Linked DNA regions of Homo sapiens: region 1 is linked to region 2. The links are chromatin contacts, found by Hi-C or POLR2A ChIA-PET in ENCODE. All regions are on one chromosome and are shown on one strand. The core of a region is the stretch at or near the end of the contact, and the rest is flanking DNA. Distances in the headings are between cores, read along the strand shown. Region 1 overlaps RBFOX1 (RNA binding fox-1 homolog 1). Region 2 overlaps RBFOX1 (RNA binding fox-1 homolog 1).

Region 1 (3,689 bases), core at 1,085-3,584, 42 kb before region 2:
AAGATAATAGGTATGCTGCCATATTTTGGTTGCTATAATAAGCAGTCTTTCTTCTGTATTTCTATTGAACACTGCTCTTACCTTCCCTACAAAAACTAACACAGGAAATACAAACTGTGCCCCTACCACCCCACTTACCAGGCAACATAGCAGCCTCTGGGGATACAAAGATGCATATGATTGATGATAATCATACCTGTCTGAGAATAATTAGTATCATGGCTTCTTTTTGCTGTGTGCCATTCTTCTCTGCACCACACACATACACACACACACACACACACACACACACACACCCATACAAATCCCTTGAAGTCAAAATTCTATGCTTTTCCTTTACTTTATTCCCATTATCCCTAGCAGTGGCAGCTCTAAACTACCTGTGGTAGCCAGAGTAACATCCTTCTCCCAAACATGCTCATGTCCTAATCCTCACTTTACCTGGCAAGAGGGAGTTTATGGATGTGATTCAAAGACTACAAATCAGATTCAGTGTATACTGCTCTGGTGATGGGCACACCAAAATCGCACAAATCACCACTAAAGGTGACTCATGTAACCAAATACCACCCGTTCCCCCAAAAACCTATGAAAATAAAAAACATTAAGATCAGGGTCTCGAGATGGGGAGATTATCTTTGATTATCTTAGGGTTAGTCAGCATACTCACTTGGGTCCTTAAGAGATCACAGGACATACAAACGCAGAGGCAGAGACAGAGAGAGATTTGAAAATGCTACACTGATAGCATTGGAGACGGAGGAAGGGGCCATGAGCCAAGGAAAGCAGGTGGCCTCTAGAAACTAGAAAATGCAAGGAAATGGACTTTCCCCTAGATTTCCAGAAGAAACAGCCCTGCAGAAGCCTCAAGTTTAGTACAGTAAGACCTACTTCAGTCTTTTTGCCTCTGGAACGCTAAGAGAGTCACTCTGTGATGTTGTAAGCCACGGAATTTGTAGTAATTTGCCAAAGCAGTAACTGAAAAGGGACTCAGAAGGTGTCAGGTAACAATCTGCCATGTGGGTGCGTGGTCACTTTGGAAGGCAGAGAGTTTTAGAGGCAGGCCAACACTGGATTCCGGAAAGTTTGTATTTTTTAATTGTTTTTCCTTCTAAATGTTTTTGCATCACTCTCTAATTTACTGTCCACTCAAAAGCAAGATTCGAAAGTAGGTTTTCTTTTGGAAACCCACATCCATCCACCCTCTGGGCCACAGGGTGACACAGTAAAAGGAAGGGACTGGATGAAAACAAGGCTCCCATACGTAGTAGCCAGGTATTCTGAACAAGGAAAGCAAGAGCTCTGGGCCTCGGTTTACTCTTCTATAACGCAGTGCAGTAATCCCACTCAACATTATTTCTGTAAGGATTAGAAACCGTATGAACAAGGTATTTGGCACATAGTAGGCCCATGGCATATGGCAACTCTTCTTTAATCCTTGGTGGGGATGTTACCTTGGTGAGGCATGATGTTTAGGTGTCATGATCTAGATGAGGTTTTCTGGAAAAACCACAGTTTCAAAGATTGTACTCTGTGTTTTGGGCAATGCGGGTATCTTGCCAAGAAAGCCTTCACCTCCAGAATGGGGTTTCTCCCCTTCCCTTCACTATTGCCAATATTTCAAACCAGGTAATTCTTTGTTGTGGGGGATATGCTCTGTGTGTTGCAGGATCAATTGCAGCATCTCAGGCTCTACCTACTCGATGTCAGTTGCATCCCTCAACTGCCCAGTCGTGACAACTAAAAATGTCTCTGGACATGGCCAAATGCACCCTGGGGACACAGAGCCACAACTGCCTGAGAATCACAGACCTAGGACTGTGATCTCAATGCTCCAGGTATGGAAGAGTGGAAAGGAAACAGGTGTTAGAAGGAACTACCTTTACTTACCAGGCAAAAACCCTAGCACTGAGAACCCCCTCTGTGTCATCCAAGCTTACTGTCCACTTTCTGGTAACAGGGAAGGCTGACCACAGGTGCAGCTGGGACCTGAGTTGCAGCCTGGATCCGCACAGCCTTGCTTGCTCTGATTCCTCCAATATAACAATGTGTGAGCAGATCCAAAGGCACATCAAAAATGTGTTTATTTGAAATGTGAGGCATGAGGCGCACACGGGAGGCATATTTAAACGTGCAAGGAAGAGGGTTGCTCCGGTCAGCATAACTCATTTAATTGCTGCCTTCAGAACAGCCCGAGTGTTCCAGAGCAGCTGGGAACACACTTCGCCCGGAGCTCAGCTCCGCTCAATGTTCTCTGGCAACACCTGGTGGAACAGGGAAAAAACTGCACAGCGCCTTGGAGTGAACTGCTGCATCTGCTAATCTCATCGCAGCTGAAGGCTTTCCAGCGGCAAAGGTTTGCAGCGGGGGGGCTACCAGGAGAGGCCCTGCCTCTGGGCTGGCATCAGCGCTGCGCCGTGCTAATTTCTGCTGTTTTCCTTTCTACTTTACCAAGCAGAAAACAAACACTGCTGTATCGTCAAGAGCTTTCTTGCTAGAATGAGGAAATAAATTGCAACTGCAGCCTCACTGGAGATTTTTCTCTAGGATGGGCCCAGAAAGCTCTCAAGAATCACCCTGCAACCTGGCAAGCATGCACTGCCCAGCTTTGAAAACACACCCTTATGCGTTATTACCGTAACCGAAATAATACCCTTTGTGGTGTAGCAGGCATCTTTCCTGCTGTGGAGTAAAATCATCTCTACTAGAGGGAGTAGACATGAGAAACGAGGACCTACGCCCACATATCTACTCACTGGAAATAAAATCCATTGACCCAGGAACGCCATCCTGAACGGCACCCCTCACCCAATTCATAACACATTCCAGGAGAGCCCACATCTGTTTCTGCGTCAGTGAAAAGGGAATGATAACCTATTGTGCATTCTACCTGATAAAGACGTGACAACAAGGAATCAGATAATTAAAAAGTGCATTCGGTTTTGTTTGTTTGTTTGTTTGTTTTTTCTGAAAAAGCATTCTTTTAATATCCACAGACTTGCTACCTATTTCCAACGCTGGCAGCACAGCATGACTGAGAGACAGGGTCTCTTCTGAGGTGTAGGTACTGGTCACTCAGGTGTAAATTATTTACATTCTTTAAGCCTTTACTTTTTGAACTGTGAAGCAGAAATGATAATAGCACCTATCTATGGAGGTCATTTATGCCAAGTGCTTCACGCAGTGCCTGCCAGAAAATGTTAACAGGAGCCGTCATCATTCACCTCTAAGAAGCTATCACTGGATGTCAGAAGCTTGGAGGCCTGTCCCTGATAGGTCAGTGACCTACAAGGTGACACTAAATAAATTCCTATGTCGGCTGGGCACGGTGGCTTATGCCTGGAATCCCAGCACTTTGGGAGGCTGAGGCAGGCAGATCACCTGAGGTCAGGAGTTAGAGACCAGCCTGACTAACATGGTGAAACCCCGTCTGTACTAAAAATACAAAACTTAGCCAAGTATGGGGTCTCACACGTGTAATCACAGCTACTCAGGAGGCTGAGGCAGGAGAATCGCTTGAACCTGGGAGGTGGAGGTAGCAGTGAGCCGAGAATGAGTCACTGCACTCTAGCCTGGGTGACAGAGTGAGACTCCGTCTCAATAAAATAAAATAAAATAAAATAAAATAAAATAAAATAAAAGGAAATGAAATCAGGATATGCACTCCCATGTTCACTGCGGCATATTCA
Region 2 (3,667 bases), core at 527-3,026:
AGGTAAGTCCTGATTTAGGTTCTCAGTCTCAGATATACTCTACATTCTTCCCTGCTACAAAATAAGTGGCAAGGTCCTTTACATATTTATTACCCCATTGAGTGTATCATCTGTTTCTCTGGTTTCTAATGACATTTATATCTCACAAAGATGTTTATGGTTAAAAAGAGGAAAGAAAAAGTCTCCCATGATCGTGACAGTAGTCTTGAAACCCTATCCATCATGAGGTTGTATATGGTTTGTATTGGGATGGATAGATGGATGGATAGATAGATAGATAGACGAATGATAGATAGATGATTGATAGACGACGGACAGACGGACGGACGGATGGATAGACAGACAGACAGATAGATTCCCCAAAAGAATCATCTGATCATTGTAGGTCTCAAGAATGTATCAACAGTCAGAGTGCTTGGCATCTAATTGACACATTCACTAGTATCCATTACACCTTCCTAACAGCATCTTGATATCCTTTTACAGAAATTGTCTCTTCCTTGTTAGTAAGCAGAAAAACAAGTATGTTGCCCTCACAATGGGAGCTCTAAAGATTTCTTCTGACTTCTTCCAACAGATTACCTTAGAGAGAGAACACAACTAGCAAGTATTCCCTGCCCTGGGACTTCAAATTTTAACCAGAGAGATCTGATGATAGAAAAAGTGACTAGAGGATCATTCAGATAGAAGAAAAGGCATTCATTCTACAGCCAGCCTCTAATGGCTGAATAATTCTCTTCTGGGATCCAAGTTTTTTTTTTTTGTTTTTTTTTTTTTTGGTCTTCTTGATATCATGTGAGCTACTCAATATCCTCCCAATAAATGCTCTCCCTTGCCAAAGATAGTCCAAGTAGATTTCTAGTACTTGAAACTCAGCAACCCAACCTGATACTGCTAATAATGGTCAAATGAAATGTTAAACACGCACAAAAAAATGCTAGCATCTCAAGATCTATGAATTAGCACCATAATGTAGTCATTTTTTTTCCTCTTAAAAAGGACAAATTCAATAACCTACAATTAATTCCAGGGCCCTTTCTCCATAGTAACTGCAAGATAAACAGATCTCATACTTCAAAGGGTTCCGTCTTTCCTGGCAGCCAAGTGCTTAGAAGATGGGAAAGCCGCTAGCCCGGCACATCCCAAGGTACTGATGTAACAGACAAGAGCTCGTCAGACGTAAGCTGAGCTGTTGTAGACTCCTGCACCCCACGATTACCAACAGACAGGGAGAGATGGATTCCTAATCTTTAAAATGCTTTGAAAAGATGTGAGCTTTAATAGGACTTGGGAGTCCCAAAGCTGACTGGCTGTTCTACTTTTCCATCGCACCTACAAATACGATCTTGCTGTCTTCCTGTTCAAAAATATTTCCCCTCAAATGTCCTCTTTTCCTCACCATAAGACACCAGGAAGGCCATATGCCTCTTCCCACTTCTGCTGAAGTGCCAACAATGAAGCCCAGAAGCCAACATGTGCTAAGCAGCCCCGTCCCTCCCCCTCCACCCAGATAATAAACATCAAGAAGACTGACGGGAGATTCTGGGCACTTATTTTCGGCCCCTGAAACCAAAACACAGCTACTCAAACGTCTATAGAAGAATCATTAAATGCTCCATAAAATGTACTTAGCCGTAAGCAAAAAGGTTTTGTCCTCCAACAAAACAACTTAAATGGAGCCAGCAAAAGGGATCTGATGGCTTTAAGTCCCAGTGTGTTTAAAGGTTCTGTGAACTCATGATGACCTTTCCCCAGCTGCTCGGCACACTGCCTTAAAAGCCAGGCGACCCATTTTATGCCAGGCACTTTGCCAGGCTGAGAGGCCCACAAGATCCCGGCCTTTACTTATTTTTTTTTTCCTTTATTAGCTCCAGGGGTGACCTCGGAGGAAGGATTGAATCTGGCTCAGACACTGTTCTAACGGCTCTGTGCTAGCCATTTCATTGGCTGCTCATGGCAAGGTAATGCAATTGGCTTTGTTTTACCCCCTTGGACAGAAGAAGTCATTAAGTCTCACACGTTGTAAGTAACACACAAGTAGTTAGATGGGAGACAGGATTTCTCAACAGCTTGACAGGTTTATCTGGAGGTTTTCCCCCCGCCCAGTAACACAACAGACAAAGAACCCAGACCCCAGGAACTCAGGATGGAGGCTGACGGCAATCCGTTGTGCAGTTCTGTCTCTCCCAAAGCCTCTCATAATGAAAATAGCAACAACAGCCCCAGCAGTCACAGCGTAAGAGCAGCAGTATCCACCACCATCAGCGCATCCCATTGCTCTCAATGATCCAGGCCCCACACTGGGTGATTTACAGGCCATCCTGCTTAAGCCTCAGGAGACATTCCATGTGGGTCTCATCCTATTTTTCAAAAATTAGGAAACAAAAGCTCAGAGAGGCTAAGTGACTTGTCCAAGGTCACACACTAGTGCAGAGCTGAGTTAGGAAATGACTCCAGCAATATCTGACTCTCACATCTGGACTCTTAACTGGTACATTATAAAACGTACATGCTGTCTTCTGACCCACTGATAAGCCACTTCTCTGGCAGTGAACACTTGAAATGCACACACACACATATACGCACAGAAACATACACTAACATACACCCAAAACATATATACAAGAACATGCACACACTAGCATGCATACACAAATATACACACACTAACACACATATGCAAACTAACATAAAAAACATACACATACTAAGATACGCACAAAACACATACTACACGCAAAACATATACACAAGAACATCCACACACTAATACACACACTAACATGCAAACAAAACATCCACACACTAACATCTACACACTGACACACATGTAAACACACAAAAAACATGCACATACTAACATATACACAAAACACACAAACACACACAAAAACATATATATACTACGTACACGCAGAACACACACTAACGCATACACACAAAACATATACACACAATCACACACACATTAACACATACACACACACTAGCATACACACAAACACACATACACTAACATACACACAAAACATACACACACACACGCAAACACACGAAAAACATACACATACTAACATACACACAAAACACACATACTAACAAAAAATATACTAACACACACAAAACACACAAACACATAAAAAACAAACACAATCATACACAAACACACACACACACTAGCAAGCATACAAAACATACACTAACACACATACACTAACACACACACAAAACATCCACACACATACACACACTAACACACATATGCAAACTAACACCAAAAAACACGTACTAACATATACACAAAACACACACACTAACACATGTACACACAAAACATATATACATAATCATACACACACTAACACACATACACACACTGGCATACACACAAACATACACACAAAACATGCACACACATACACACTAACACACATATGCAAACTAACACAAAAAAATACACATACTAACATATACACAAAACACACGCACTAACACACAGACACACAAAACATATATACATAATCATACACACACTAACACACATACACACACTGGCATACACACAAACATACACACGGTTTGCCCCTTGATGCAGCCTCGAGTCTCTCTGCTTTTGCCTACTTTCACCAGCATGCCTCAAGCATCTTCGAATTCTCATACTACCAGG

Evidence for each region. A loop is a pair of places that touch in the nucleus more often than their neighbours do. ChIA-PET counts read pairs that join two places held with the same protein, here RNA polymerase II (POLR2A). Pooled maps may share reads with other maps.
Region 1: a loop to region 2 is called in a pooled map, with 2.3 times the contacts of the local background. The contact joins two enhancer-like sites. A Hi-C loop is called at or near these places in 1 of 168 maps with a recorded cell type or tissue (GM20431) and 2 of 50 pooled maps. POLR2A ChIA-PET finds 5 or more read pairs at or near these places in 1 of 52 experiments (activated CD4-positive, alpha-beta T cell).

The regions. Positions count from the first base shown.
Region 1 is chr16:7,403,981-7,407,669 of GRCh38, reverse strand. The region is part of intron 4 of RBFOX1 (RNA binding fox-1 homolog 1); the gene reads right to left. Among named protein-coding and RNA genes, the nearest start is that of LINC02152, 890 kb to the left of the region's middle. Within about 2 kb of position 2,334, at least 3 of the 41 ENCODE cell types and tissues checked have a DNase peak (open chromatin) inside an H3K27ac peak, as active enhancers do.
Region 2 is chr16:7,361,687-7,365,353 of GRCh38, reverse strand. All of the region lies in intron 4 of RBFOX1 (RNA binding fox-1 homolog 1), which reads right to left. Among named protein-coding and RNA genes, the nearest start is that of LINC02152, 930 kb to the left of the region's middle. Within about 2 kb of position 1,776, at least 5 of the 41 ENCODE cell types and tissues checked have a DNase peak (open chromatin) inside an H3K27ac peak, as active enhancers do.